Regions from separate parts of the Homo sapiens genome. Here region 1 is linked to region 2. Evidence: read pairs that join two places in POLR2A ChIA-PET (ENCODE). Cell type or tissue: Panc1. All regions are shown on one strand. Links, peaks and the distances in the headings refer to the core of each region. The heading gives the core; the rest is flanking DNA.

Evidence for each region. ChIA-PET counts read pairs that join two places held together with the same protein. Peaks named below come from ENCODE experiments on the same cell type or tissue, not always from the same donor. Only the 100,000 strongest peaks of a DNase experiment are listed, where the experiment ranks them.
Region 1: POLR2A ChIA-PET joins it to region 2 with 6 read pairs; 2 of 35 experiments call an interaction of 5 or more read pairs at or near these places.

The regions. Positions count from the first base shown.
Region 1 is chr19:1,816,555-1,831,851 of GRCh38, reverse strand. It overlaps REXO1 (RNA exonuclease 1 homolog), which reads left to right. Exons shown (of 16, transcript NM_020695.4): 2 at 3,221-4,974; 3 at 5,909-6,013; 4 at 8,067-8,280; 5 at 10,170-10,333; 6 at 11,457-11,588; 7 at 11,795-11,918; 8 at 12,721-12,834; 9 at 13,009-13,146; 10 at 13,257-13,370; 11 at 14,072-14,145; 12 at 14,523-14,633; 13 at 15,039-15,154; 14 at 15,283-15,297. It overlaps LOC100288123 (a long non-coding RNA gene), which reads right to left and starts at 9,763. Exons shown (of 4, transcript NR_152847.1): 1 at 9,160-9,763; 2 at 8,595-8,837; 3 at 8,136-8,229; 4 at 7,307-7,743. RefSeq lists silencers at 545-745, 4,509-4,644 and an enhancer at 2,883-3,383. In Panc1, for the core only: no CTCF peak of the experiment used is centred there; no DNase peak of the experiment used is centred there.
Region 2 is chr19:1,562,628-1,577,924 of GRCh38, reverse strand. MEX3D (mex-3 RNA binding family member D) reads left to right here and starts at 9,600. Exons shown (of 2, transcript NM_203304.4): 1 at 9,600-10,461. The coding sequence starts at 9,867. It overlaps MBD3 (methyl-CpG binding domain protein 3), which reads left to right. Exons shown (of 7, transcript NM_001281453.2): 7 at 1-4,329. It also overlaps the pseudogene RN7SL477P. RefSeq lists silencers at 9,321-9,370, 9,411-9,600. In Panc1, for the core only: no CTCF peak of the experiment used is centred there; no DNase peak of the experiment used is centred there; H3K4me3 peaks cover 428 bases.

The DNA of each region.
Region 1 (15,297 bases), core at 7,774-10,273, 250 kb before region 2:
TTTTTTGAGATGGAGTTTTGCTCTTGTTGCCCAGGATAGAGTGCAATGGCTCAATCTTGGCTCACTGCAACTTCCGCCTCCCAGGTTCAAGCGATTCTCTTGCCTCAGCCTCCCGAGTAGCTGGGATTACAGGCATGGGTCACCACGGCTGGGTAATTTTTTTGTATTTTTAGTAGAGATGGGGTTTTTCCTTGTTGGTCAGGCTGGTCTCGAACTCCTGACCTCAGGTGATCCGCCCGCCTCAGCCTCCCAAAGTGCTGGGATTACAGGTGTGAGCCACCACAACCGGCCGAAACCAGCCATTTCTTTCTTATGCCTGCTGGGGCTTGAGGGGGTGTGGGTGGGGGCCATAGGGGAAGCCTCCAGTTCTGTTGCTGTTCTCTGCGTCGCCCACAGTGGGAGGTCTTGTGCCTGCCTCCCCTTGGCTGCGTCCAGCCATTTCTCTGCACGGAAGTCTTAGCACGCTGTGGGGGTCGATCTCCAGGTGGGCCGAAGGGCAGGCAGGTTTTCTGAGTGGAAGAAACACACCTGAGGCCCGACCTTCAGACAAGCTGCACGTTCAGTCAGAATCAAGTCAGAGCCAAGTGGCGTCTTGGTGCGGGCAGGTTCCCATGGGGCTGTTGCCTTTTGCTACATGGTGTCACAGCTCCTTATCAGCCTGTCGGGGATGTGTGTCAGCATTCACGTCCCTCTTGGGCAGTTGGTGTTGGGTGCAGCATAAATGAAGGCCAGATTGCATTTGCTGTACCCCATGGGACTGCGGGCTTGGTGTGGGCCCGTGCGCCTTTGTTGGAATCTGATCTCACTGGGTTTGTGGAGCTGCTTTTCAAAGGTGAGAGTGTGCAACATTCCTTGCCCCTCTTCTTCCCCATAGCAGTGTGACTTGGAGGTCCCTCCAGGGCGCACGCCTCCCCCTTAACCACAGGTGACCTGCGTTTCGGCTTCTAGGTCATCTCCTGCGTTATTTATTGTTGTGTTTTTGCAGTGAAGGCTGCACCAGACGCATCTGTACCTGCCCTGTGCGGTCTGTCTGTGGCACGGGTTCTGAGGATTCCGAGTCTGAAGGTGGTGGTGTTGAAGCTGCATGGGATGGTTGCGAAACTGCTCTGCAAGATCTCGGCCTGTCCATGGCCCCCTCAGTGACGGGCAAGGGAGATTTCACCCCATCTAGAGCCCCATTTGCCATCTAAGGGGATATACCATCTACAGGTTCCAGGAATTAGGACGCAGACGTCTTTGGCGCCATTTCCTGCCAACTCCAGAGGATCAGACCTGTTGACCTTTAGAGACCTTTAGAGATGTTACGGAATTACATTCAGTGGAACTTTATTTTATTTTTTTAAGAGCTGGGGTCTTGTTTTGTTGTCCAGGCCAGAGTGCAGAGGCACAATCCTGGCTCGCTGCAGCCTCAAGCCCCTGGGCTCAAGTGATTCTCCCACTTTAGCCTCCCACATAGCTAGGAGCACAGGTGTGCATCACCATGCTCAGCTTATTTTTAAGTATTTTTTTAAGAGATGGGATCTGTGTCATCCAGGCTGGTCTTAAACTCCTGAGCTCAAGCAGTATCCTCCCGCCTCAGCCTCCCAAAGTGCTGAGATGATCGGCGTGAGCCACTGTGCCTGGCCGTGCTCAGTAGAATTTCTAATGGTCAACTTCCAAGTTTCTGGAGTAAATATTTGAACTTGGTTTTTATTGCTTCGCTGGAATACTGGGCTCCACTTGCTCATGTTTTCTTTAGACTCCTTCGGCCTGTCCCCACGGGAGGCTTCTGTGGTTCTGACTTCTGTGCTGACGTTGGTGGCATTGAGGTTGTGAGGGTCTGCTACACTATGTTCTGGAACCACGTAAATAACATGCGAGTCTCATGTTCCCAGCTGCCCCCCGGGAAGACATTTCAGCCGTGTGCTTTAAGCCAGGCACAGCAGCTTGGGCTATAGTCCCAGCTATCTTGGAGGCTGAGGTGGGAGGATTGCTTGAGTCTACGAGTTCAAAGCCAGCCTGGCCAATATGGTGAGACTCCACCTCTACAAATTTTTTTTTGTTGAGACGGGGTTTCACTCTTGTCGCGCAGGCTGGAGTGCAATGGTGTGATCTCGGCTCACCGAAACCTCTGCCTCCCAGGTTCAAGCGATTCTCCTGCCTCAGCCTCCTGAGTAGCTGGGATTACAGGCATGCGCCACCACGCCCGGCTAATTTTGTATTTTTAGTAGAGACGGGGTTTCTCCATGTCGGTCTGGCTGGTCTTGAACTCCCGACCTCAGGTGATCCGCCCGCCTTGGCCTCCCAAAATGTTGGGATTACAGGCGTGCGCCACCGCGCCCAGCTACAAAAAGTTTTGAAATTAAAAAATTAATTTAAAGTAGGCCAGGTGCAGTGGATCACTTGAGGTCAGGAGTTCGAGACTGGCCAACATGGTGAAACCCCATCTCTACTAAAAATACAAAAATTAGCTGGGTGTGATGGCGCACGCCTGTAATCCCAGCTACTTGGGGGGCTGAGGCAGGAGGTTTGCTTGAACTCGGGAGATAGAGGCTGCGGTGAGCCAAGATCGCACCACTATACTCCAGCTTGGGCAGCAGAGAGACTGTCTCAAAAAAAAAAAATCTTCCTGTGGATTTTGCAGGGTGGCCCATCAACTGGGCATGTCCCCATCCCCCGGCCCTGCTCAGCCACATCACCGCAGGCACACCGCCACCACACCACCGCTGGCACACTGCTGGCACACCTCCGCCACACCGCGGGCACACTGCTGGCTGGGTGGGGCCGTGTTGGCTGAGGAAGGGCTCTCCTGTGTCCACCGTCAGGCTGTGGTTGTCGGCCCAGCCCAGTCCTGCCTCAGCCCGGCACCCTGAATGCTGGGAGCTCCACACCCGCCTGCCCCGGGGAGTTCCAGCCTGTCGAGTGTCCACCCCACCATGGTCATTGTGCGCATTTCATGAGCCGTGTGAGGGAGCCTCCAGTACCCAGGGAGCTGTGTGTCACGCAGCCCAGGCCCATCCAGCGCCCATTGGTCAGGGCAAGGCGGGGCCCGGCACAGGGCCTGAGATGGCGCCATGGCCTGTACCCAGCTGGGCACCCCAGAGCCTTGGCGGGCGCCAGTGCGTGGTGGGTTTCGGAGGCAGGTCTCTTCCCTTCCCTGCAGTTTGAGACCGGGGCCGCCCCCATGCTGCGGGCTCCTCTCCGGCAGGCTGGTCACAGCTGTGCTCTCTGTTCCCTTCAGGGCTGGGTTACGACCCCTACAACCCTGAGCTGCCCAAGCCCCCCGCGCAGAGGGAGAATGGCACCCTGGGCCTGGGGGAGGAGCCGCGCCCGGATGTGCTGGAGTTGGAGCTGGTCAACCAGGCCATCGAGGCCGTGCGCAGTGAGGTGGAGCTGGAGCAGCGGCGCTACCGGGAGCTGCTGGAGACGACCCGTGAGCACCGCTCCGCCGAGGCCCCCGCCCTGGCGCCCCGCGGCCCCAACGCCAGCCCCACTGTGGGCCCGGACGAGGATGCCTTCCCACTGGCCTTCGACTACAGCCCCGGCAGCCACGGCCTATTAAGCCCTGATGCCGGCTACCAGCCCACCCCACTGGCCGCCCCTGCCGAGCCGGGCAGCAAGTACTCGCTGGCGTCCCTGGACAGGGGTCAGGGCAGAGGTGGAGGGGGTGGCGGTGCCCTGGAATACGTCCCCAAGGCTGTGAGCCAGCCCCGGCGGCACAGCCGCCCCGTTCCCAGTGGCAAGTACGTGGTGGACAACTCCAGGCCACCCACAGACCTGGAGTATGACCCTCTCTCCAACTACTCGGCCCGGCACCTCAGCAGGGCCAGCTCCCGGGATGAGCGGGCCGCCAAGCGGCCCCGGGGCTCCCGCGGCAGTGAGCCCTACACACCTGCTCCCAAGAAGCTCTGTGACCCCTTTGGCAGTTGCGATGCAAGGTTCTCAGACTCAGAAGATGAGGCCGCCACGGTCCCAGGTAACGAGCCCACCACGGCCAGCACCCCCAAAGCCAGGGCCGACCCTGAGATCAAGGCCACCGGGCAGCCACCCTCCAAAGAGGGCCTGGAGGCCGAGGGGGGCGGCCTGCGGGAGACCAAGGAGACGGCCGTGCAGTGCGACGTGGGGGACCTCCAGCCGCCCCCAGCCAAGCCCGCCTCCCCAGCCCAGGTCCAGTCCTCACAGGATGGGGGCTGCCCCAAGGAGGGAAAACCCAAGAAGAAAAAAACCGGGGCCCCACCTGCCCCCAGCTGCAAAGACGGGGCCCAGGGGAAGGACAAGACCAAGGACAAGGGCCGAGGGCGGCCTGTGGAGAAGCCCCGTGCGGACAAGAAGGGCCCGCAGGCCAGCAGCCCCCGGCGCAAGGCAGAGCGGCCGGAAGGGACCAAGAAGAAGCCATCTTCGGCCACTCCTGTGGCCACCTCAGGGAAAGGGAGGCCTGACCGGCCAGCGCGGCGGCCGAGCCCCACAAGCGGGGACTCCCGACCGGCGGCCGGCAGAGGCCCACCCCGCCCCCTCCAGCTGCCCGACAGGAAGAGCACCAAGGCCCCGTCGGGGAAGCTAGTGGAGCGGAAAGCCCGCTCACTAGACGAGGGCGCCTCCCAGGACGCCCCCAAGCTGAAGAAGCGGGCCCTGAGCCACGCCGACCTCTTTGGGGACGAGAGTGAGGACGAGGCCGCAGGGCCAGGGGTGCCGAGCGTGTGGCCCTCTGCCCTCCCCAGCCTCAGCTCGGACTCAGACTCCGACTCAGACTCCAGCCTGGGCTTCCCGGAGGCGCAGGGGCCGCCCAAGCGGCTCAAGGCCTCCCCGCCCCCCTCCCCCGCCCCATCCTCCTCCTCCTCCTCCTCCTCCTCCACCTCCAGCGCGGGGGCGGATGTGGACTACTCGGCCCTGGAGAAGGAGGTGGACTTTGACTCCGACCCCATGGAGGAGTGCCTGCGGATCTTCAACGAGTCCACCAGCGTCAAGACGGAGGACAGAGGCCGGCTGGCCCGGCAGGTGAGGCGCGCGGGTGCTGGGGCTGGGCTCGGGCAGAGGCAGAGCCGAGGGCCTGGTGAGAGACCTTCTATCTGGAGTGGTTTCCAGTTGGCTCGGAGGCACGGGGTGGAGGCAGCTCCTCAGTGCTGGTCCCTGAGCCCGTTGAAATCTCAGGAGCTCAGGAGCACCCGGGCAGCCCTGTTGCTCCTGTTGCCCCTCACCCACCCAGAGGTCACTGGCCCGTGGCCACCAGCCAGGCTTCTGTGGCCACGTGCACACGGTCTGTTCCCACTGACTGGCAGGGGGATATTGGCCCACCCACCCACCTCAGGGGAATCCACCTCCGGCACACCCTTCTAGCCCCTCTCCCCTCGCCTCCCCTTTCCTCCCTTCCCCCTCTCTTCTCCCCTCCTCCCTTCCCCCATCTCTGTCTCTTCTCTTCCAGCTCCTCTGTCTCCTCTCCTTGCCTCCTCCTCATCCCCTCCGGCTCCTTTCTCCTCCCCTCCCTCCTCCCTACTCCCAGCGTGGCGAGCTCTTGCTCTCCTGGGCCAGCCCTGGACCCCTGGGTCTCCTGGCCCCGTGTCCCCAAATTGGCCACCAGGGGGAGCTCACTCCACACAGACTGAGCCCAAGTGCTCAGCCCGCAGCAGCTGGTTCGGCCCAAGGTGGCCTCGCTTTCCCAGTGTGCTTTCATTCTGCAGCCCTGGGGTCTCCAAGCTGGGGCCCTGGGTGCCCAGGAGAGGTAGCCTTGGGCATCTGCAGAACGTGTGACACCTGCCCACCCCTCCGACTGCACCCACACAAAGCCCAGGGACTGTTGGCCCTGAGCCCTCAGCTGCTGTGCCTGGGGGCTGGACTGTTCCATTCCCCACTTGCCGGGGGCAGTTTGAGGTTGGGGTGTGTTGGTGTTGGCAGCGAGGGCAGACCTGTGCTGACGGACGGACATGTGTCTTAGCCCCCCAAGGAAGAGAAGAGTGAGGAGAAGGGGCTTTCGGGTCTGACCACTCTGTTCCCCGGGCAGAAGAGGAGGATCTCCCACCTTTCCAAGCAAGGCCAGGAGGTAAGGTCCGCAGAGGCCAGGCCAGCAGGAGCCTTTTTTTTTTTTTTTTTTAAAGACGAGGTTGGCCTGGTTTGGTGGCTCACGCCTGTAATCCCAGCACTTTGGGAGGCCAAGGCGGGTGGATCACCTGAGGCCAGGAGTTCGAGACCAGCCTGGCCAGCATGGCAAAACCCCATCTGTACTAAAAATACAAAAATTAGCTGGGCATGGTGATGGGTGCCTGTAATACCAGCTACTAGAGAGGCTGAGGCAGGAGAATCGCTTGAACTCAGGAGGCAGAGGTTACAGTGAGCCAAGATTGCACCACTGCACTCCAGCCTGGGTGATAGAGCAAGACTCTGTCTCAAAAAAAAAAAATTATAAAAAAAGGGGGTCTTGCTTTGTCACCCAGGCTGGTCTTCCAACTCCTGACCTCAAGTGATCCTCCTGCCTCGGCTTCCCAGCGTTGGGATTACAGGCGTGAGCCACTGCTCCCAGCTTCATCCCTCTGTTTTCTGTTTGTTTGTTTTTTGGTTGTTTTTTTTTTTTTTTTTTTTTTTGAGACGGAGTCTCGCTCTGTTACCCAGGCTGGAGTGCAGTGGCACGATCTCTGCTCACTGCAACTTCCGCCTCCCGGGCTTAAGTGATTTTCCTGCTTCAGCCTCCCGAGTACCTGGGATTACAGGTGCCCACCACCACACCAGGCTAATTTTTGTATCTTTAGTAGAGACGGGGTTTCACCATGTTGGCCAGACTGGTCTCGTGATCTGCCTACCTCGGCCTCCCAAAATGCTGGGATTACAAGCATGAGGCACTGCGCCCAGAGGTGGGCAGATCACGAGGTCAGGAGTTCGAGACCAGCCTGGCCAACATGGTGAAACCCCGTCTCTACTAAAGATACAAAATATTAGCTGGGCGCGGTGGCACGCACCTGTAATCCCAGCTACTCGGGAGGCTGAGGCAGGAGAATTGCTTGAACCCGGGAGGTGGAGGATTCAATGAGCCAAGATCGTGCCATTGCGCTCCAGCCTGGGCGACAAGGCAAGACTCTGTCTCAAAAAGATAAATACATAAAATGAGTTATCCATTCATAAACTTCTGATTTCTTTGGGACATTGTTCCTGTAAATCTGTGACGCTTTTTGTAAAGCATCAGTGATTTCCCCATTCGTTCTTCCACCCAAGTTTTACCATAAATTTGATGCTTAACATTTGCTTCAATTTTAGCAGAACTCCTGTTGCTCTGACTGGGGCTCTGTTCTAACTGATGTCTTACTTTTTTTTAGTGCCTCAAACTCCGTCTGGTTCAGACATGTTATGACAAGTTAGTATCAGTTTATTTTGGGGCAAAAAAACTTGAAAGCCATGCAAGTTTCGTCACAACGCACGTTTTCCATGAGCTTTTTGAAGACACCTTATCTTTGACGCTGCCCGAGTTCCAGAGGGAGCTGGCCCTGCCCCTTCCTGTTAGATTGCCACGGTGCTGGGGCGAGGGACAGAGCAGGTCAGCAGCCCCAGGGTGACCTCCCCCAGAGTGCGGCAGACGGCCTGCTGCGCCGTGTGCGGCCTGGGCCTGGGCCGGTTGTCCAGCTCTGAGCTCCAGTGTCCTCTGTAGCCCGGAGACAGTAGCGCTTGTCAGGCCCCTGTGCAGACGTGGCGAGGTAGTGCAGGACAAGCAGAGAGCCTGGCTCCGGGGTCAGCAGCCAGGAGAGTCCCAGTTGCTCCAGTCCCAGAGCCTCCCCAGAGGAGGGGCTTTGAGGAAGATTAGGCGTAGTGGGATTGGATTGGAGTGCCAGTGTAATCGGGGTAGTCCCGCCCACCCGTGCCTTATCAGGGCTGAGGACATAGCCTGGGCACCGGGAGACACTGGGAGTGGGGGAGCCTGGAGCCACATGGCATTGAGGACCACTGCCCCCTGCTGCTTCCCCCCAGTGTGCCCAGCAGCTCAGAAGGCAGCCAGGGAGGTGGTGCCTCCGGCCCCCGAGCTCCAGCCACCCTCTCCCAAGCCTGCCCGGGGTCGCCTGCTCCAGGTGCCCCCGCTGTGCTGCCAGGCCTTAGCATTTGTGGTGACGCAGGTGGAGCCCCCGAGGAGGGGTCCCGCGGTGCCCCCGGCCCGGCCCCCGACGGCGCAGGAGGTGTGCTACCTGCGGGCCCAGCAGGCGCAGAGGGCATCGGCGAGCTTGCTGCAGGCCCCCGCCAGGCTGGCAGAGAAGTCGCCCTCCGTCCACATTTCCGCCCCTGGCGAGAAGAGGAGGATCGCCCACATCCCCAACCCCCGCCTGGCTGCAGGTGAGTCCTGGCCCAGGGGGCCTGTGCCGGGGGGCCGTGGGCATGTGGGCAGGAGAGGTGGCACCCTGAGGTCTCTGAGCTCACCTGAACCACATGGTGCTTGCTCATGGGATGACTTTGGGCCCCCTCCCTGGGGCCCTCAGCCTGCCTGTCTGTGAAATGGGGACTGTTGAGGGGTGCAGGAGGCCTGGCCCAGCACCTTCCTTCCCTGACCCAGCTCCGGGGTTACTAGGAGTCCAACAGCCTGCTGGGGACTGGGCTGAACCAGGGCCTGAGCCTGTGGTTCCAGGGAATGGGGAGCCATGTCGGGGTACCTGGCATTGGGTGGGGAGCAGGCTTCTGCAGGTGTGGCTTTCTCCTGGCGTGTGAGTGGGGGGCGTGGCCTCTGATGGAAATGAGTGCTGTCTTCCCAGGAGTGGGGCTGTATTTCCTTTACTCCGAGGGGCACTTCCCCCCCAGCAGGGTCTTGTAGAAAGTCGGGCCAGGCCTCAGTGGTGGGTGGACAGGACCCTTCACGGGGGGTTGTCCTGTCTCCTGCGTCTTCACATCAGTGGTGTCTGTAGAGCGAGAAAGTATCCCTGGAGGCAGGTCACAGATGAGGGTCCCCCAGAAAGCTCCTAAAAAATGCAGGTTCTGGTCTGGAGGCTGGGAAAGGTCTGTGTGTCTGGCAAGCTCCCTGGGAGGGCATGGCTGCTGTCCGAGGACCACCCTGAGCAGCCTGCTGGTTTGGAGCCCCTGCCTCCCTGGCGCTGGCTGGAGAGCCTTAGGGCCAGCCCCGGCGATTCCCCTGCAGATCCCATGGATCCCACGGCCCTCCTTAGGGAGAGCTCTCCAGGCTACTCTGACCTCCCCTCCCCAGAGCCCCCTCACGGCTGAGACCTTAGCCCCAGGGAGGGGAAATCATTGAGTTGGGCCTATCCCAGGACCCCACACGCTTCCCGTCTGTGTCTCCGCGCTCGGGTTGTCCTGTTGCTGATCTGTGGTGGGTGCTGAGCTGTCGCAGTGCCCTTGGGGCCCGCCGCCTGAAGGGAGTCTGGCGTCCCAAGTGCTGGCAGTGCCGCAGGGCGGGCTCATCTGGCTTGGAGGACTCCTGTGGCTGCCTGGGCTCGCCCCCAGCGTGCAGCCGAGGGAGTCTGGAGGTTCTCTGTCCGTTCCTGAAGAGCAAACCCTCCACTGCAAGAGGCGCGTGCCAGCCTGGCGGGCAGCCTGCTTCCTTGCTGGGCGGCCCGCGGTAGCATGAGCAGACTCATCCTGCCTCCCTTGCACCTTCCAGGGCCAGATGGCATTTCGAGGGATGTTGCTCTGAGACTAGGGCCAGATGTCCCTGCTCACAGCTCCCCTTCCTGGGTCGGTGCCGAGCCCCCAGTCCAGAAGCCCCCCTGCCACACAGACGTACATGCCCAGGTTGCAGCTGCCCGCGTGGCCAGCCCTCCGAAGCAGCCCCTGCAGGCCTGGCCTCCTCCCTCTGGTTTGTGACTTCATCAAAGGGCAAGGCAGAACACAGAGGCCGCAGGGCAGGGCAAAGCCAATGAGCAGGTGGGGGCACCCGAGACCCTTCGGTCCTCTGTCCGGGAGCCAGGGCCTTTCCCTCAGACATCGACGCCTTGGGCTTGGGGTCAGAACACGTGGCAGAGGCCTGGACCACCCCACCGGTGACGTGTCCTCAGCGGCCTCCGCAGCCTGACCTGTGTCCTCTGCCTCGATGGACTTGCCTGAAGGCAGCTAGAGCCTGATGCCATTGCGCAGCCCCAGCCCCTCACCCTGGCCCGGCCCCCTGCACGCGGAGATGCACGTGCTGCTGGCGCTGAGCGGCCGCGGCTGCCTGGTGCTCCGCCACGTGGTGATGGGCAGCCACTCGCCCTGTGCCCACACCCCCTGTGCCCCGCCAGCCCCCACAGGTGCCAAGAGGACCCTTGCGGCCAGCGGCAGCCAGTCCTCCAACGGCCCTGAGCCAGGTGGCCAGCAGCTGAAAACACGCACATTGTCGGGGATGGCGTCCAAGACTACCACCACCATCATCCCTAAGCGAATCGCCCACAGTCCATCCTTACAGGTAGCCCCTCCCATCTCGGCCAGGACCACCACCCCCAAGACCACGCCCTGAGGCCCGGCCACATGGGACCTGCGGAGGGCCAGCCTCGCCCCTGCCCTGCGGGCCTTCGTGCTCCACACCGCAGTACAGCCTTCACCTTCCCTCCCCATGCCTTGGTGTTTTTTTTTTTTTTTTGAGATGGAGTCTCGCTCTGTCGCCCAGGCTGGAGTGCAGTGGCACGATCTTGGCTCACTGCAAGCTCTGCTTCCTGGGTTCACGCCATTCTCTGGCCTCAGCCTCCTGAGTAGCTGGGACTACAGGCGCCCGCCACCACGCCTGGCTGTTTTTGTATTTTTAGTAGAAACGGGGTTTCACCATGTTAGCCAGGATGGTCTCGATCTTCTGACCTCGTGATCCACCCGCCTCGGCCTCCCAAAGTGCTGGGATTACAGGCGTGAGCCACCATGCCCGACCGCCCTGGCGGTGTTTTTTTGTTTTGTCTTGTTTTGTTTTTTTGGTTGGTTGGTGTTTTTTTTTTTTGTTTAGAGACAGGGTCTCTGTTGCCCAGGCTAGAGTGCAGGGGCGCAATCATGGCTCACTGCAACCTCGACCTCCTGGGCTCAAGTGATCCTTCCACCTCAGCCTCCTGAGTAGCTGGGACCACAAGCCGGTGTCATCACACCCCAGCTAATAATTTTGTTTTTTATTTTGTAGAGACAGGGTTTTGCCACGTTGTCCAGGCTGATCTTGAACTCTTGTCCTCAAGTGATCCTCCTGCCTCAGCCTCCCAAAGTGCTGGGATTATAGGCGTGAGCCACCACGCTTGGCCTTGTTTTGTTTTTAATTAATAGACTTTATGTTTTTTGAGCAACTTTAGGTTTCTAGGAAAATTGAGCAGAAAGTACAGCAAGTTCCCTTGTGCCCCCATGGCCTCAGTTTCCCATGACCTTAGTTCCGCTGCCCTCAGTTTCCCCTGCTGCTCCTGTCTTGCCTTGGCGTGTCTGTCCCTACTGCAGCCAGGCTGATCTGTCCCAGCGCACCTCACTCTTGCCTCCAGCCATGGGCACGGCCTCATCGCGTCTGCGTTCCCCGCTGGAGGCCTTGTGGAGGCCCTCACCCATGGCAGCTTTTGCCTTCCCTCTAGAGTTTAAAGAAACCCATTATCCCCAAAGAGTTTGGGGGCAAAGTCCCCACCGTCATCCGCCAGCGCTATCTCAACCTGTTCATCGAGGAGTGTCTCAAGTTCTGTACCTCCAACCAGGAGGCCATAGAGAAGGTGAGGTCCTGGAGTTCCTATCTGGCCGGTCGGGTGGGGACTAGGGGTCCAGGGTGGTCCCCAGACATCCCCCGGCCTCTCAGCCGCAGCTGTGACCCGGAGCTGCCTGGGAGAGATGCAAGTCCCCGACCCCATGGCGACCCCACCGCTGGGGCTCCCCGGCACCAGGCAGGCATGGCCTCAGCTGGGCACCGCCTGTCCCCCAGGCACTGAACGAGGAGAAGGTGGCCTATGACCGCAGCCCCAGCAAGAACATCTACCTGAATGTGGCCGTGAACACCCTCAAGAAGCTCAGGGGCCTGGCCCCCAGCGCTGTGCCCGGCCTCAGCAGTGAGTCCTGGCGGGTGGGCGGGGGAGGCTCAGGGTTGCTCTTGGGGTGGCAGCTGGGCTGGGACCCTCGCTGGGACCTTCACAGCCCTGAGCTCAGCCACAGTCTCAGACAAAAGGAAAGCGCGGTGCTGTGGGGGGGCTGCCTGCTGCCTGGTTCCCAGGCTTCTGTGTAGGACGGACCTGGCCCTGGTGTCCTCGCTGTCAGCCGCCTTCCTCCGCTGAGTGGGGTCTCCAAGCCGAGCCGAGGGGCCGCCTGCTAATGGAGCTGCGGCAGCTTCTTCAAAGCAGGAGGCCCAGGGCTGGGCGAGCTCCATGCATTAAGCTCTGGGGAGGAAGAAAGCGGAGACCTGGGCGTTTCATTGCAGCCTCTCCAGGCTGCATTAAGCTATCACCGGCCCCTGCCCCCGTCCCCGCCTGCATTAGCACTCGGAGGGGCCCTGGGTTGGCGTCGCAGGCTGGGTGGCCCATGAAGGCTCAAAGCCCTCGAAAGCCATTAGATCCCCCGTGCTGTTCTCCCCGCCCTTCCCCCTTCGCTTGAGGGGAGGGGACGAAGACTTTGGGTGTGGGGCCTCCGTGCAGCTCTGGGGCCTGCAGAGCTGGCGGCTGCCCTGCGTCCCTGGCTCACCGCATGTCTGCCTCTCCTGTTCGGGTCAGGCTGGAACCCGGGGTCAGTGGGGTGCTGTCCCAGAAAGGGGGAGTTGAGGCAGAGGTCTGAGGAGGGCAGGGTGGGTGGGAGAGCAGGCGGGGCAGGGGTCTGAGCCAGCTACTTCACACCCTCCTCCCCTCCCTCCCTTCCTTCCAGAAACCAGTGGCCGCAGGGTTGTGTCCCACGAGGTGGTGTTGGGGGGCAGGTTGGCCGCCAAGACCAGCTTCTCGCTCAGCCGTCCAAGCAGCCCCCGGGTGGAGGACCTGAAAGGTAAGGCCCTGCCCCTGCTCTGCCACACGGTGCTTCGTGGGCCTCTGCCGGCCCAGCCCCTGCTGTGCCACACGGTGCTTCGTGGGCCCCTGCCGGCCCAGCCGCCTTTCCCGGTGGTGTCTACCGCCCCGTGGGCCATCCCAGGCAGGGGCTGACCACTGTGCCTGTCCACAGGGGCTGCCCTGTACAGCCGCCTCAGGGAGTACCTGCTCACCCAGGACCAGCTCAAGGAGAACGGCTACCCCTTCCCGCACCCAGAGCGGCCCGGGGGCGCAATCATCTTCACAGCTGAGGAGAAGAGGCCCAAGGACTGTGAGTCGCTGGCCTGCGACGGCCTAGGTGGGCAGGTGCGGGATGTGGGCAAGGCCGGGCATGCGGGCCCCAGCGTGAGCCTCAGCTTCCACCTGGGTCCCCACCCACAGCTTCCTGCAGGACCTGCTGCCGCTGTGGCACCGAGTACCTCGTGTCCTCTTCAGGCCGCTGCATCCGGGACGAGGAGTGTTATTACCACTGGGGACGGCTGCGCCGGAACCGGGGTAAGGCCTTACCCGGGTCCTTCCCCTTCCCACCCATGGCCCCCGGAACCTGGGCCCTCCCTTGAGGCCCCCAGAACTGGGGTAAGGCTTTACCCAGGCCCTCCATCCCACTCAGGGTCCCTGGGCTGCACCGTCTTTGGCAGAGCCGGGGCTAGCCCTTGGCCTCATTTTCTCTCCACCTGTTCTTTATGCAAAAGTAAGACAAGAGCTTTCCCATGACAAGGTTCAAATGCCACCACCTGAAAGGCCCTGTGTCCCTGCCTTCCTGTGCCCTTGGTCCATGGAAATGTGGAGGTTGCTGGCCCCAGGAGCGGAGGGGCTTGTCCCACCCTTGGCCTGGTGGTTCTATTCAATCCCCCAGGCAACCACGCAGCCACGCTCAGGGCACATGGCCAGCCTTGCACAGCCCTGTGGCGGCCCCTAAAGCCATCGCCTCAGGGATACCTGGAGGGTGCTGCCCGGGGCAGCGCTGCCAAGAGGCCTCTGCAGAGGGCACTGGTCTCCCTGGATCCAGGCCTGGGCGTCCTGGCTGCCACACGACTGCCGGGGCCTGGTCTGCTTCCAGCTCCACCAAGAGGCTGAGGCCTCCTGTCCTCAGTCCTCACTCCCTAGTAGGGCTCGGTAGATGCAGGTGGTCAGTGCCCCGGGGGCTGTGGAGTGGGCCTGGCCGGGCCCTGACTGTGTGTCTGTGTCCCCTGCAGTGGCCGGAGGCTGGGAGACCCAGTACATGTGCTGCTCGGCTGCCGCCGGCTCTGTCGGCTGCCAAGTCGCAAAGGTGAGCCCTGGCGTCCCAGTCCCCTCTGCCTGTTCTCAACAGACTTCTGCCTCCCCATCGTTGGTGTGGGGTCTCGGGACACAGCACAGTCCTGGGCTCAGGGTCTGGGCCCCCGGGCAGCCTTTCTTGTGTTACCCAGAGAACGTAGCACCCGTAGGCCCCAGGCCCTGTCCCTGGCCACTTCCCATCCTGGGAAGCCGTCCTCCCTGTGTCTTCTTGGCAAGCCCCCTTCCCCACCTGCTCACCAGGGTCCCAACCAGTGAATGGGCGTGATGGATGGATAGGATGGTCCCGAAGGGCTCAGAGATGTGCTGCTGCTGCCACCCCCGCCCCCACTGCACCCCGAAGCTGCCCTCACCTGCCTTCTCCACCCCCAGCAACACGTGCAGGATGGCCGGAAGGAGCGCCTTGAGGGCTTCGTGAAGACCTTTGAGAAAGAGCTCTCAGGAGACACCCACCCGGGGATCTACGCCCTGGACTGCGAGATGGTGAGGCTGTTCTCTGCCCAGCGTCGGGTTCAGGATTGGGGAGGACCTGGCCTGGTGCGGCCGCCCCATCTGGCCCCATCTGGGCCTGGCTCACCGGCCAGCGCTCAGGGTTTCTCTCGCAGCACCGGTGCCTGTGGCTCCTGCCCTGGACCAACACCCCATACTTCCCAGCAGAGCCAAGCACACCGGGCACTGGGCCCCGGCTCTGCCTCTGAATGGGAGGCAGGAGGGCTTTGCGAAAGGGGGTTACTGAGGTCACACCCCACTCGGCCTCTCCTAGAAGTCCCACAGAGTCTCTGGTCACTGCCTCTGCCTGGAGGGGCTCTGGAGACTCAAAGGGGCAGGGAAGGGGAGGGAGGGAGGCCGGTGCCTGGGACACATCTGAGGTGCATCCCTTGCCCGCAGTCCTACACCACATATGGCCTGGAGCTGACGCGCGTCACGGTGGTCGACACGGACGTGCACGTGGTTTATGACACCTTCGTGAAGCCTGACAACGAGATCGTGGACTACAACACCAGGTGTGGCCAGTGCCCTCCACGAGCTGGGAGCCCTCCCAGCCGCCTCTCCCCAGGGACCCACCCTCCCCCGCCCCACCAGCCAGTGCTTCCAGGCTGAGCCCTGGTGCCCCTCCTGCCCGTTCCCCCAGGTTTTCGGGGGTGAC
Region 2 (15,297 bases), core at 7,945-10,444:
GAAGTGCCGGGTGCTCCTGGGCCCTGCCTGGCTCCCTACGACCTTTGGGCTCGAGGCCAGCTCCTCCCCATGCCCGCTGTCCCAGCTCCTTGAGACTGGAGAGCAGCCAGCAGGTGCCCGGCAGCTCGGCGCCACGGCTTGCTGACAGCTGGGAGGGTTTCTCGGTCTGGAGGCGTAGTTTTGAAACTCACATCACCCACTGTGCAGCGTGAGGACGGGACTCTGGTCTGCTGTGGGGGGCATGCAGGACGGCGCCACTCTCTGCCCTGCCATGCGGCTGGTGGTGCCACAGAGCCTCACCGTGCCTGAGTGGCATGCCCAGGAGGCCGCTCTCCTTCAGTAAATGTAACACAGTCGAGGCACGTCATCGGGCAGCCTTCCCTGTGTGCCAACGCCAGCCTTCGCTTCTGAAAACCAAACTCCAGCCGCTGCCAGTCGGGACTTGGTCGCCCGGCGCTGCCAGAATGCTCCACTGCCAGCCGGCCCCCCTGCCTCGGTTTCCCTTCTGTTTAGTGGCGACACAGGCACCCAGCTTTGGGGTGGTGCTGACGCTCCCAGGGGTGCCAGGAGCCACTGGGACAGGGTGAGGCTCCCAGACGCTCCTCGAGGTGCCCAGCTCTCCAGGGAGCTTCTGGCCCAAGGCCGTCTGAGGGATCTGCTCCTTAACCCCCCAGTGCCTTGGCGAGGGCAGGTTCCAAGCCACAGACGCCTGCCCCGAGTGGACTCTGCGGCCAGTCCCTGGTGCCCTCCTGGCCCTGCTGCCCAGTGAGGGCTCCTACGGGTGGGTTCATTGGCCTGGGCCCAGCGAGCCCCCACCTGCATTGACCTTAGGCCCATAGAGAGGGCCTGTCCCGGTGCTGCCCCAGCCAGGATCTGGTCGCTGCCCCAGGGGGACTGATGGGCAGAGTCGCCCCTGTGGCTGGACTGTGACCATCCCTGATGGGGCCTGACCGCGGGAGCTGAGGAAGCGCCGCTCCACCGTCTGCCCTCCAAGGACCCGCATGGAGGCAGTGGGCTGGCAGCTTCCTGCTGCTCCCTGTCAGAGTCAAAGCACAAATCCTCAGGACGGGCTCAAGGGCCAGGGCAGCCGAGGGAAGCTCCAGGTGGGGACCACGTCTTCCTGAGGTTGGTGCCCACTGGCTGGGACCCTTTGCAGTGGGGTGGCCTCCCCTCTGTCTGCCTGGTGGAGGGAGCCGTGGGCGTGGGGACGTGACTGAATAAAGCCACCATGGGTGGATGTGCTTGGAGCCTGGAGTTCGGTGCGTCCGCTAGACTTTGGTGCCCACGTTTGAGCTTCTGTCTTTGGTTGGGTGATGAAAGGCTGAAAGCGGTGTGGGGACAGGGCCAGCAGGTCCCCCAACCTCGCGGACATTCACAACCCAAGAGTCAGGCTTAGGGGTATTCAGAGAAGACCAGGCCGGCCTGGGCATCTGTGGGCAAGGGCCGTGCCCCCTGAGGTGCCGCTGGCTCAGCCTAGGGATCGTGGGTCTTGGCCCTGCTGCCCCGGTGAGGAAGATGGGCTGGGGCTCAGACCCAGCACCGCTCCTTCCAAAGGAAGGGAAGCAGGAGGGGCTGCCTGGCAGGGAGGGCCCCCCAGGTCCTCAGGTCCTGCACAGCCGCTGCAGGGAGGGGAGCTGTGCCCCGGGACCCTGGACTTCAGCTCACTAGCCATGGCCACTGGAAGCTGCTTTCTGGACCTGAAGGCTGGGAGGCCACCCTCCCCTCATCTGCCCGGCACTCAGAGACACTCTGTTTCCCTCTTCCCATCTCCCACTGTGTCCCTGTCTCCCTTGGTCTCTCTCTGTCTCTGTCTATCCCTGTCTCTATCTCTCCCTCTTGTCTCTCTCTTGCGCCGTCTCCCTCTCTGTCCCTCTTTGTTTCTTGCTCTCTCTCCTGTCTCTCTCCCTCGGTCTCTGTCTCTGTCTCTTGCTGTCTCTCCCTCTCTGTCGCAGCCCAGCTTCCTGTCACTGACAGACCCCGATCAGTCCCTCTGATCCCGGGGTTCTGGCCATGTCCTGGCCTTGGTCTGAGATGTGATGATCCCTACCCCTGCCACAGGGCCCTCCCCACTGGAAGCCCATCCAGGCCCTGGGCTGTCGCTGTTGACGAAGCTTGAGGGTCCTTTCCTCTCTCCCTGAAACCTTGGGGACCCCCACAGGCCAAGGCAATACTGGCCTTTGCTAGAGGTCGTGCCCGGTGAGAAGTGAGTTGTAGGCGTGGGCACCTGAGGGGCCAGCCCAGTGCTCAGGCCCTCGTCAAATTCCCTGCCCTGGAAAAGTCTCAGACCCTCAGGCTGAACCCCCTGGGCGCACCGAGGCTCCACACTCCAGCCCCAGAACCCAGACCTGGCATGGGGCGGGGAAGCCTGAGCTCCCAATGCTGGGATCTTTCGTGGGGGCCTCATGACCAGCCTGCCCTGTGCGGTGCCTGGCCCCATCCTCAAAGGCCACTTGGCTGCCCCCAGCCCCGCCCATGTCTCAGCCCCAAGACCTTCTGGGACTTTTTTTTTTTTTAGACAAGAGTTTCGCTCTTCTTTCGCTCTTGTTGCACAGGCTGGAGTGCAGTGGCGTGATCTGGGCTCACTGCAACCTCCACCTTCTGGGTTCAAGCCTCAGCCTCCCGAGTAGCCACCACGCCCAGCTAATTTTTGTATTTTTAATAGAGACAGGGTTTCACCATGTTGGCCAGTCTGGTCTGGAACTCCTAACCTCAGGTGATCCGCCCGCCCCAGCTTCCCAAATTGCCGGGATTACAGGTGTGAACCACCATGGCAGCCCTTCTGGCACTTGCCAGCAGCAGCAAGAGCCTCACGTGTCCCCCGCCTCCCCTCAGACCAAGCTCCCCACCGCTGCCGCCACAGAGGGTACCAGGGAGGAGAGGCTCAGGACCCCCGTGGCGAGGATGCACCTCCCAGCCCTCGGCCCAGCCACACGGACCACAGGGCTCCCGAGTCTCAGCAACACCAGCTAAGGGGCATCATGCCTCTCCTGCCACACCCAGGGCCCGTGCCTTGCTGTCCCTGCAGCCCCCAGACCCAGGCAGACAGGGACAGCCCTTCTGACCACCGCACACACTCGCCACCGCAAAGATCCCCGGGGATGCCCCTCGCCTGTGTGTGTCCCTCATGGCTGTCACAGCAAATCTCCAGGAGCCCGGAGGTGCCCATGGAAAACACCCCCAGCTTCCGGAACGTTCTTTCGGACAGGGCCATACCGGAGCAAGACTCAGCTTTCTGGTAGCGGGTGGCTGGGCACTGCCTGTGAGATTCTGTCACACTCGCTCCAGATTCAAGGGGTCCAAAAAGTGTAAACAAGTCAAGTGCCCATCCAGGGATGAACGAACACAGCCCGGCCCGGCCACACCATGGAGCAGGACTCGGCCATGAACAGGAACCAGGCTCTGACACCGGCCACGGCGCAGATGCCCCTGGAGGAGTCCACCCTCAGCAAGAGACACACAGACACCGACACGGCGTGCAATCCCATTTGTGTGAATGTCCAGGACAGGCCGATTCAGAGACAGGAAGGGGACACGTGGGTGCCAGTGACTGGGGATTATGGGGACTGGGGGAAATGGCTAAAGGGCACCCACAAAAGTTAATGATAATGTTCCACAGTTTTTTTTTTGAGATGGAGTCTCACTCTTGTCACCCAGGCTGGAGTGCAATGGTGTGATCTCTGCTCACTGCAAGCTCTGCCTCCTGGGTTCACGCCATTCTCCCTCCTCAGCCTCCCAAGTAGCTGAGATTACAGGCATATGCCACCACCCCCAGTAGAGACGGGGTTTCACCATGTTAGCCAGGCTGGTCACGAACTCCTGACCTCAAGTGATCCCCCACCTCGGCCTCCCAAAGTGCTGGGATTACAGGCATGAGCCACCGTGCCTCACCAGAATTGTGTACTTTTTTTTCTTCTTCTTCTTCGGCATGGAGTTTCGCTCTTGTTGCCCAGGCTGGAGTGCAATGGTGCAAACTTGGCTCACCGCAACCTCCTCCTCCCGGGTTCAATAGATTCTCCAGCCTCAGCCTGCTGAGTAGCTGAGATTACGGGCGCCCGCCACCACACCCAGCTAATCTTTGTACTTTTAGTAGAGACAGGGTTTCACCATGTTGGCCACGGGCAAAAGAATTTTGTTGAGGGCAAATAATATGAGACCACAAAACTGCCTTCCCTGCTCAGTTTTAATTTTCACAGTTTTAATTTTTAGCCTTCTCTGGTTACCAAAATAACCACGCTCACGGCCGTTCATTTGAAGATATTTCCAGTTAACGTGTGTGAAGTGGGTTTTTTGAGATGTAATTTACAAGCAATAAAATGCTCCTGTCTCTGCTGTCCTGCCTGCCTTCCTTCTCCATCACAGGATTCTCCCTGTGCATTTTCCTTTTCCTTTCTGAGTTTTGTTTTGTTTTGTTTTGTTTTTTGAGATGGGGTTTCCCTCTTGTCGCCAGGCTGGAATGCAATGGTGCGATCTTGGCTCACTGCAATCTCTGCCTCCCCAGTTCAGGCAATTCTGTCTCAGCCTCCCAAGTAGCTGGGATTACAGGCATGTGCCACCACGCCCGGCTAATTTTTTGTATTTTTAGTAGAGACGGGGTTTTGCCATGTTGGCCAGGCTAGTCTCGAACTCCTGACCTCAGGTGATCCACTGATCTGCCCCCACCTTGGCCCCTCAAAGTGCTGGGATTACAAGCGTGAGCCACTGCACCTGGCCTTTTTTTTTTTTTTCTTTGTTTTGAAGCAGGATTTCACTCTGTCACCTAGGCTGGAGTGCAGTGGCGTAATCTCAGCTCACTGCAACCTCTGCCTCCCGGGCTCAAGCAATCCTCCCACTTTAGACTCCCAAGTAGCTGGGACCATAGGTGTGTGCCATCAGACCCGGCTAATTTTTAAATTTTTTGTACAGGCTGGGCAAGGTGGGACACGCCTGTAATCTTAGCACTTTGCAGGGCCTAGGCAGACAGATCACTTGAGGTCAGGAGTTTGAGACCAGTGTGGCCAACACGTACTAGAAAGCACGAAAATTAGCTGGGCATGGTGGTAGGTGCCTGTAGTCCCAGCTAGTCGTGAGGCTGAGGCAGGAGAATCCCTTGAGCCAGGGAGGAAGAGGTTGCAGTGAGCTGAGATCACGCCGCTGCACTCCAGCCTGGGCGACAGAGTGAAGGGATTCTGTCTTCAAAAAAATAATAATAATAAATAGGCCAGACACGGTGGCTAACGCCTGTAATCCCAACACTTTGGGAGGCCTAGGCAGGAGGATCACCTGGGGTCGGGAGTTTGAGACTAGCCTGACCAACACGGAGAAACCCCTTCTCTACTAAAAATACAACATTAGCCAGGCGTGGTGGGCACCTGTAATCCCAGCTACTCAGGAGGCTGAGGCAGGAGCATCTCTTGAACCTGAGAGGCGGAGTTTACAGTGAGCCAAGATGGCGCCATTGCACTCCATCCTGAGTGACAGAGCAAGACTCCGTTCTCAAAAACACAAAACAAACAAAAAAAAACTGTATCCTAAGCAAGACAATGGATCCCCCAGGCCCACCCCTGGGCTTCATCAGCGATGATCACGGCTCCTCTTGTCTCCCATAACCCCCACCCTGCCCGGTCAAAATGCCTCCCTTCCTATGTGATTTTCTTCCAACATTCTCCCATGAAAAAATGTCAGACGCGGCCGGGCGTGGTGGCTCATGGCTGTAATCCCAGCACTTTGGGAGGCCAAGGCGGGCGGATCACCTGAGGTCACGAGTTCAAGACCAGCCTGACCGTCATGGTGAAACCCCGTCTCTACTAAAAATACAAAAATTAGCTGGACTTGTTGGCGGATGCCTGTAGTTCCAGCTACTCAGGAGGCTGAGGCAGGAGAATCGCTTTAACCCAGGAGGCGGAGCTTGCAGTGAGCTGGGATTGTGCCACTGCACTGCAGCCTGGGCAACAGAGCTAGACTCCGTCTCAAAAAAAAAAGAAAAGAAAAGAAAAGAAAAAGTAAAAAACATCAGATGCAGAGTGGGCCTGAGAGAATTTCACATTTCACGGTGACCACAATAGTGCCACCACCTACACCAGCGCTTCCCACCTGAGGTGACTCTGGGCCCAGGGGCCACGTTTGTGGGCATCTGGGCTGTCACAACCAAGGAGGTATATTATGGGTTGAATCATGTCCGCACAAAGATGTCTGTGTCCTCAACCCCACAACTTCTGAATGGGACCTTGTTTGGAAAGAGGGTCTCTGCAGACAAGTTAAGCCAAAGTTGTACGGGAGGGGGTGGACTCTCATCCCGTGACTCCTGTTCCCATGAGAAGAGGGAAACCAGGACACATACAGGGAGACATGGGTGTGTGAAGACAGAGGCCGAGGTCAGAGCGATGCGGCCACAATGAGCGATGAGGCCACAATGAGCGATGAGGCCACAATGAGCGATGAGGCCCAGAGCCCCCAGAAGATGGAAGAGGCAGAAAGGACGCTCCCCAGAGCCTTTGAAGGGGGCGCGGCCCTGCGCACACCTTGAGTTTTGACTCTGAGGCTCCAAAACTGGGAAAGAATTAAATATTCATTGCTTCATTCATTCATAAATTCATTTGTTTATTAGACACAGGGTTTTTTCTTTGTTTGTTTGTTTGTTTTTGAGACAGAGTCTTGCTCTGTTGCCCAGGCTGGAGTGCAGTGGTGTGATCTCAACTTGCTGCAACCTCCACCTCCCGGGTTCAAGCGATTCTCCTGCCTCAGCCTCCCAAGCAGCTGGCACTACAGGCTCACGCCACCACACCCGGCTCATTTCATATTTTTAGTAGAGACAGGGTTTCACCGTGTTGGCCAGGTTGATATAGAACTCCTAACCTAAGGTGATCTACCTGCCTTGGACTTCCAAAGTGCTGGGAAGACAGGCGTGAGCCACCGCGCCCGGCGCCCGGCTGACAATGCCATTAATAATTGCAAGTGGCTGGGCATAGTGTTACCCACCTGTAGTCCCAGCAGTTTGGGAGGCTGAGGCAGGAGGATTGCTTGAGGTTAGGAGTTCAAGACTAGCCCGGGCAACAAAAAGGACCCTGTCTCTACAAATACAAAAAGTAGCCCGGTGTGGTGGTGCACACCTGTGGTCCCAGCTACTCAGGAGGCTGAGGCGGGAGGATTGCTTGAGCTCGGGAGTTCTGAGCTGTAGTGAGCTATGCTGATCCAGCGTCTACATTAATATGATGACCTCCCTGGACTGGGAGGACCACCAGGTTGCCTAAGGAGGGCTGAACCTACCCAAGTCAGAGACGGAGCTGGTCAAAGCTCTCATGCTGATCTGTCCTGGGGTCACACCTGTGAATAGCCACTGCACCCCAGCCTGGGCAACAGAGCAAGACTCTGTCCGAAAAAGAAAGAAAAGGAAAGGAGAGGAGAGGGGAGGGGAGCAGAGAAGGAAGGGAGAATCCTGGTTGATACGGTGAAACCCTGTCTCTACAAAAAATACAAAAAATTAGCTGGGTGTGGCGTCAGGCACCTGTAGTCCCAGCCACTCGGGAGGCTGAGACAGGAGAATGGCGTGAACCCAGAGGCGGAGCTTGCAGTGAGCCAAGACTGCACCACTGCACTCCAACCTGGGTGACAGAGCGAGACTCCGTCTAAAAAAAAAAAAAGAAAGAAAGAAGGAAGGAAGGAAGGAAGGGAGAGAAAAGAAGAAATGAAGAACGAAATAAAGGATGAAAGAAAAGGAAGGAAGCAAGGAAGGAAGGAGAAGAAAGAAAAGAAAGAAGGAAAGAAAGACAGAAAAAAGAAAAGGAAGAGAAAGAAAAAAAGGAAAGAAAGAAAAGGAAAAGAAAAAAGAGAAAGAAAGGAAAGAGAAAGAAAGAAAAAGAAAAGAAAGAAAGGAAGAAAGAAAGAAAAAAAGGAAAGAAAGAGAAAAAAAGAAAGAGAGAAAGAAAGAGAGATAGAAAAACAATTCCAAGCATGGGCGTGCACGAAAGAGAAGTCCAGGACCCCAGGAGGGGAAGTGGGGCTGGATGCAGCCTGGGGTCAGGAGAGAGATTTTGGGTGGGGAAGGGCTCCAGGCAGGGGGATCCTGACCCTGCCTGCCTGGAAGAAGTGGGCAGAGAAGCCACCAAAAGTGAAGGGCCCAGCAGTGGGTGGCTGTGGCTGAGGGACTAGAAGAGTGGCTGAGGGGGACCCAGGGTGTGTGAGGCGGGGGGAGGGGACAGAGGAGAAGCCTTGCTAGGCAAAGGGGCAGGCTGCCCCACTCCTGCCCAGAGAGCCCTGCCTTCGGTCCAAGTTTGCACAGCCAGCCAGGGACAGGTCTGGTAGAAGAGGGGGGCAGGTAGACCCAGCCAGACAGGTTTATCACAAAAAACCCCACAGGTGCAAGGAAGGCCCCGAAGGACAGCTGGAGGAAGAGCCGCTGGGAAAGCGGCTATTTTTTTTTTTTTTTTTTTTTTTTGAGAGGAGTCTTGCTCTGTCAACCAGGCTGGAGTGCAGTGGTGCAATCTCGACTCACTGCAACCACCACCTCCAGGGTTCAAGCAATTATCCTGCCTCAGCTTCCTGAGTAGCTGGGATTACAGGTGCGCGCCACCACGCCTGGCTAATTTTTGTATTTTTAGTAGAGTCGGGGGTTTCACCATGTTGGCCAGGCTGGTCTCTAACTCCTGACCTCGTGATCCACCCGCCTCGGCCTCCCAAACTGCTGGGATGACAGGCATGAGCCACCGCGCCCGGCAAGGGTGGCTTTAGAGGTGGACAACGCCCGTTGCGGGGAAAGGCACCCCAGAAGAGGGTGGGGCTCCACATGGAGGGTTCTGGCTGGTGTGAGCCTGCCCTCGCCATGGAAGCACCACTGTGGTAGAGAGGTCTCTGGCTGGGGGCACAGAGACCGGGTCTGTGGCCTTGGGTGGGGCGGAGGAGGTGGCGTGGAGGAGGTGGCCTGATCCCAAAGCCGGGAGCCAGCCAGAGGGGAGCTAGGAGAGACTAGGGGAGAGGGACCTCAGGCCCTGGGGTGTGCATGATTGTGGAGCTGTCCCTGGCACAGAGGCTGGGGGTGGGGCAGGGGCCTGACCCTAAAGCCCACCTGATAGCAAGGGGTACTTGGGGACTGGGACCCCAGGCCCTGGGGGGTGCACCGTGGGGCGGGGGTTGGACCCTGGCACAGAGGCGGTGGGCGGGCAGGAGCCTGACTTCGAAGTCCAGTGGGATCGCGAGGGGGACTTGGAGAGGACCCCACGCCTTTATGCAGGGAGGTGGGGGTCCCTGGCACAAGGAAGCGGGCGTGGAGCAAGAGACCTCGCTTGGGGGCGACCCGGATCTCTAGGGGAAATTGGGGAGCGGGACCTCGGGCCCTGGGGCGCGCGAGGCAGGGACTCTCAGGCTTGGGGAGGGAGCGCTGTCCAGGCAGGGGCTGAGCCGCACACACCTGCAGCAGCGCCCGCACGTGCGGATGCGCCCGGGTTCCCGCCCGAGCGCCGGGCGGAGGCGGGGCCTGGACCACGTGCCCGGCGCCGGCCCCGCCCCGGCCCCGCCCCGCGCGCCTGCGCCCTGGGGGCCGCCCATTGTTGGGCCGCGGCGTGACGTCGCGGGGGCGGGGCCGGGGCGGGGCCGCGGGAGGCGGCGGGAGGGAAGGAGCGTCCCGCGCCGCCGCCGCCGCCTCGGCCGCCGAGGAGCCGCCGCCGCCGTCGCCGCCGCCGCCGAGCCGCAGCCAGAGTCGCTGCCGCCGCCCGGCCCGGCCCGGCCCGGCCCCGAGCAGCCCCGCGCCGCCGCCGCCCCGCCCGCCCGGCCCCCCGTGCCCGCCCCCGCCGCTGGATGCAGGCGGCCGGCGGCCCAGCTCGCAGAGGCGGAGGGCGGCGCGGGCGGCGGCGGCGGCGCGGGCGGCAGGAGCGCGGGCCCCAGCGCTAGCTCCCGCCATGCCCAGCTCGCTCGGCCAGCCCGACGGCGGCGGGGGCGGGGGCGGCGGCGGCGGCGGCGTGGGGGCGGCGGGGGAGGACCCCGGACCCGGACCTGCGCCCCCGCCCGAGGGCGCCCAGGAGGCCGCGCCCGCGCCCCGGCCGCCGCCCGAACCCGACGACGCGGCCGCCGCGCTCCGCCTGGCGCTGGACCAGCTGTCGGCGCTCGGGCTGGGGGGCGCTGGCGACACGGACGAGGAGGGGGCGGCCGGGGACGGCGCAGCGGCGGCGGGGGGCGCGGACGGCGGGGCGGCTCCGGAGCCTGTGCCCCCCGACGGACCTGAGGCCGGCGCGCCCCCGACCCTGGCCCCCGCCGTGGCCCCCGGGTCGCTGCCGCTGCTGGACCCCAACGCGAGTCCCCCGCCGCCGCCGCCGCCCCGGCCGTCGCCCCCCGACGTGTTCGCGGGCTTCGCGCCCCACCCCGCGGCCCTGGGGCCCCCGACGCTGCTGGCCGACCAGATGAGCGTGATCGGCAGCCGCAAGAAAAGCGTCAACATGACCGAGTGCGTCCCGGTGCCCAGCTCCGAGCACGTCGCCGAGATCGTGGGTCGCCAGGGTGAGTGGCCCTCGTCGGGGGTTGCTGTCCTGGGGGTCCCCGCACCGTCCGCCCCGGGGAAGGGGGTCGCCCGAGCCCAGCCCAGCCCGCGCCGGACGCCCCGCACCGGACACGCCCCGCGTGGGCTCCGGCCTCGGCCGCTGCCTTTGCGCCTTTGTCCTGCAGCCGCCGCGGGAGAAAGTTGGGCGCAGCCCGCGCTCCTCCCCTGCGCGCTCCGGCCCCGCCGCCGCCTTTGTCTGGGCCGCCTCCAGCCCGGAAAGGCTCCGGGGAGCCGCGCCGCAGCCCAGGCCCTCGGCCGCCCGCAGGGGCACCCCAGAGAGGGGCTCGAGGGCCCGGGGCTCCGGCCGGGCGGGGGGCGCCCCACACCCAGCACAGGCGGCGGGGCGGGGCAAGCGCAGGTTTAGGGGTGGCTTAGGGGGGCCGCCTGCAGGACCGGGAGAGAAGGCTGACAGTACAAAGAGCGCACGTCTCAGTCTCCAGCCTGGGGCCCTGACTGGGGTGGGGACGGGACCGGGCAGGAGAGGGTCCCTGCTCCACTCTCTGGCCCCGAGTCAGGGATTTCGGGGCCTGGGGAAGGACCGGCTGTCAAAGCCACTTCTGGGGTGCAGCCTGCTGGGCAGGCCGGCGGGCGGCAGGCCCCGGGTGTGGGGTCCAGCGGTGGCATCGTCGGAGCTTCCCTCTGGCCGCCCCATTGTTCTCTTTGTTAGAGAGCGAGGCTGAGATTTGCAGGGTGACATCAGGCCGGCCGCTGCTCATTGGCCCCCGAGCTGCGGGGCGGGCGGGCGGGTGGTGGGCAGTGCCTGGCCCAGCTCACACCCACCACCCCGTTAGCCACCCGCCCGCCTGCCTCCCTCAACTTTCTCCTGCCTTCCCGCCACCCCTCCCCGCTCCTGGGTCCCCGCTGACCGCCAGTGATCAGCCAGGTTCTAGAACTTGGGGTGGGGCCTTGGCGGGGCTGGTGGTGGGGCCGCAGGACACTTGGGCTGGGGGTCCCTGCCTCCCCGGGGCCCTCGGGAATCCAGGCCAGAGAAAGGTGTGGGGGGCTGGGATTGCAAGGTCATCTATGGCCCTGGCCTCAGGCGGGGGACCACCAGGGCGCCCTCCCCTCCGCCCTTTCCCTCGGTCCAGGTGGGTGGGGCACCACAGCCTCCTGTCTTTTGGTCGTTCATTTGTCCAGCTCATGTGGGGACCCACGGAGGGTCAGGCATGGTGCTGGCCCCAGGAAGCATGCTCTGGAGTGGTGGGTGGGGAGGGACTGGGTTCTGTCTCAGTCCTGCTGGCTGCCCTTGGTGGGACCCCCTGGCAGGAGGGCGCCCTACCATCCTGTTACTGCCTCCCCATTGAGGCCTTCCACCCGGCCTCCATGTCCCATACCCAGGGCCTAGAACGGGACAGCTGCCCTGTGCGGAGTGTCTGGGAGCCTGTGGAGACAGGCGTCCAAGCCGAGGCCTGGGGACCAAGTGACCAAAGGCACGAGCCTGAGCCTCCAGGTGGTGGAGGCTGTGGCTGTGTTCTTTGTGAACGCGCTTGTCCTGGCACCCAAGGGCCTTTGAGCGAGGCTATGGCCACATGGGGAGCTGGCAGGAATCAGCGTCAGGCTGAGAGCTTCTAGACCTGTGGCCTCAGGGTGGGAATTCTCTAGGGGCAGGTCCATGGGAAATGGAGTCTGTGGGCACCAGGCTCAGCCCCCACCTCTGGCCTGTGCGTTCTGCACCCACTTACTGGGCTCTTGCTGGTGGCCGTCAGCAAGGCAGGCCCTGGGGTACAGTGGGGGTCGGGGGTAGAGTGGGCCCTGATTGCTTGTCCTGCAGGCCGCCGTGGCCCTGCGCAGATGACGGCCCCTCTCTGTGATGTGCGGACGTCTCACCTCCATTAGGGTAGAGGATTCTGGGGCAAGATGCTGGTTTTATTTATTTATTTATGAGACGGAGTTTCGCTCTGTCGCCCAGGCTGGAGTGCAGTGACGTGATCTGGGCTCACTGCAAACTCCGCCTTCTGGTTTCAAGCAGTTCTCCTGCCTCAGCCTCCTGAGTAGCTGGGATTACAAGTGTGAGCCACCACGCTCAGCTGATTTTTGTATTTTTAGTAGAGACGGGGTTTCACCATGTTGTCCAGGCTGGTCTCGAACTCCCGACCTCAAGTGATCCGCCCACCTCCACCTCCCAAAGTGCTGAGATTACAGGCGTGAGCCACTGCGCACGGCCAGTTTTATTTATTTGTTTTTATTATAAAGTTTTTCTTGTAGAGACAGGGTCTTGCTCTGTTGCTCAGGCTGGTCTTGAACTCCTGGCCTCAAGCGATCCTCAGCCACCCAAAGTGCTGGGGTTCCTACAGGTGTGAGCCACTATGCCTGGACCCAAGTTGCTGGTTTTAATCCCAGCTCCAGGTCACACACAGTGGCCACCCCATAAGTGGAGTGCGCGTTGCCAGGGATGCAACTGTGGATGCCAGGACAGGTTGGCAGCTTCAGTAGTCCTTACGTCTTCCACAGCTTCGGTAGTCTGTACTTCTTCCACACTGTAGAACCATCTGTGGCTCCCAGCTTCTCCCACCCACCCCGTTCTCAAGCATACCTTTCAATGTCCTTTGTGCCCCGGCCCTGCCCCTTTACTCACCTTCCTCTCCACCCTGGGGCTCTCTGAACTTCTCATGCTTCTCTGTCAAACCCAAGCTCCAAGGTTACCCCTTCCCTGGAGGCCAGGAAGGGTGCACCTGTCCGGCCTCCCCACCTAGACAAGAGTCACACAGGCCTGGCACCAGCCCTCTCCCCAGTAGCTACGTGCTGTTCTCTGAGCTTCAGTTCTCTTGATCCTAGAGGGGGTCCGAGTGCTTTCTGGGCAGACTGTGGTCATTCAAACCCTCTGAGTTCCCACCCATCTGCTGGAGGCTCCAGTTCATTCATTTGCTATATCTTTTTTTTTTTTTTTTTTTGGGATGGAGTCTCGCTCTGTTGCCCAGGCTGGAGTGCAATGGCACGATCCCGGTTCACTGCAAGCTCCACCTCCCAGGTTCAAGCGATCCTCCTGCCTCAGCCCCCCTAGTATGTGGGATTACAGGCACGTGCCACTATGCCCAGCTGGTTTTTGTATTTTCAGTAGAGACGGGGTTTCGCCATGTTGGCCAGGCTGGTCTCACACTCCTGACCTCAGGTGATCCACCCACCTCAGCCTCCCAGAGTGCTGGGACTACAGGTGTGAGCCACTGCGCCTGGCCATTGGCTAGATCTTTATTGAGGGTCTACTGTGTGCTAAGCCTATGCCAGACTTGACCTGCCCCATCTCACTGAGGCCCATAATGTGCCCCAGGAAAGGTCCTGCAGCTCCCAGGTCACAGATGGGGAGGCAGAGGCTGCAAGAGGTAAAGAATAGGTAAAAACTGAGGGGATAGCAGCACTCAGAGAGGCTGAGGCAGGAGGATCCCTCGAGCCTAGGAATCGAGACCAGCCCGGCCAACATGGCGAAACCCTGTCTCTACAAAAAAAAAAATACAAAAATTAGGCATGGTGGCACACTCCTGCAGCCCCAGCTACTCTGGAGGCTGAGGCAGGAGGATTACTTGAGCCTGGGCGGTCGAGGCTGCAGTGAGCTATGATCTTGTCACCGCTCTCCAGTCTAGGCAACAAAGCAAGACCCTGTCTCCAAAACAAAACAAAAATCATGGGCTGGGATTCAAACCCAGTTTCTCTGGTGGGTCAGCAAAGAAAATTTCAGATTCCAAAGCTTGAGGGCTGGGGGTGAGGGGAGGCAGCCCTGTCTGGGAGACAGGCAAAGTGGAGACCCAAAAGCACAGGCGTCTCCCTCCAGCCGGCCAGCAAAGGTGCTCTAGGGGACCTCCGGCCCTGCTCCTGCTGAGACCCCAACATGTACCCTCCTTTCTCACCCCGCTTGCCAGGCACCCTGGGTGAATCTGTGCTCCGTGGCAGCCTCTCCCCCTGCATGTTCCCAGGGACAGGAACCAGGGCAGGTGCTTGGTCATGGTTGGGTCTTCAGTGTCTTGCCAGGGCCTGTACACAGAAGGTGTTCTGTGGCTAATGAATGAATGAATGAGTGAGTGATGTTGAAGGCAGGGCCTGGACTGGAAGCTGCTCAGGGCTCGCTCTCTCTGCTGTCGGCACAGGCTAAGGCTAGTGATTTTAGGTTGTTCCCCTCAGCTGGGGGCGACCCCTGGCTCACTGTCTCCCCTCCTGTCCCTTGTTCCTGGCTGCAGCCCCAGAGGCTCCTCTTCTCCTCCCATCCCCGCAGGCCCCAGGTTTTCCCGACAGCTGGGGACAGTGCTGGGGTGTTGGTGGGGACCATGCCATGGTTTTCCTGTCCATACACTGCAGAGCCCTAGGAAGAAAGGCTCTGCTAGGAAACCTCCACACTGCAGACCCAACTGAGAGTTCTGGCGTTAGTACAGTGTACATGTTCCCTTCATTCCCCGAGAGGTTTTTTTCTTTTCATTTTGAGACAGGGTCTTGCTCTTGTCGCCCAGGCTGGAGTACAGTGGCTCAGTCTCGGCTCACTGCAGCCTCCACCTCCCAGGTTCAAGCAGTTCTTTCACCTCAGCCTCCCGAGTAGCTGGGATTACAGGTATCTGCCACCACCACGCCAGGCTCATTTTTGTATTTTTAGTAGAGACGGGGTTTCGCCATGTTGGCCAGGCCGGTCTCGAACTCCTGACCTCAGGTCATCCGCCTGCCTCCACCTCCCAAAGTGCTGGGATTACAGGTGTGAGTCACCACGCCTAGCGGTTTCTTGTTGTTGTTGTTTTGTTTTGTTGTTTTTGAGACAGGGTCTGGTTCTGTTGCTCTGTCCTGAGTGCAGTGGTGTGATTGTAGCTCACTGCAGCCTCAAC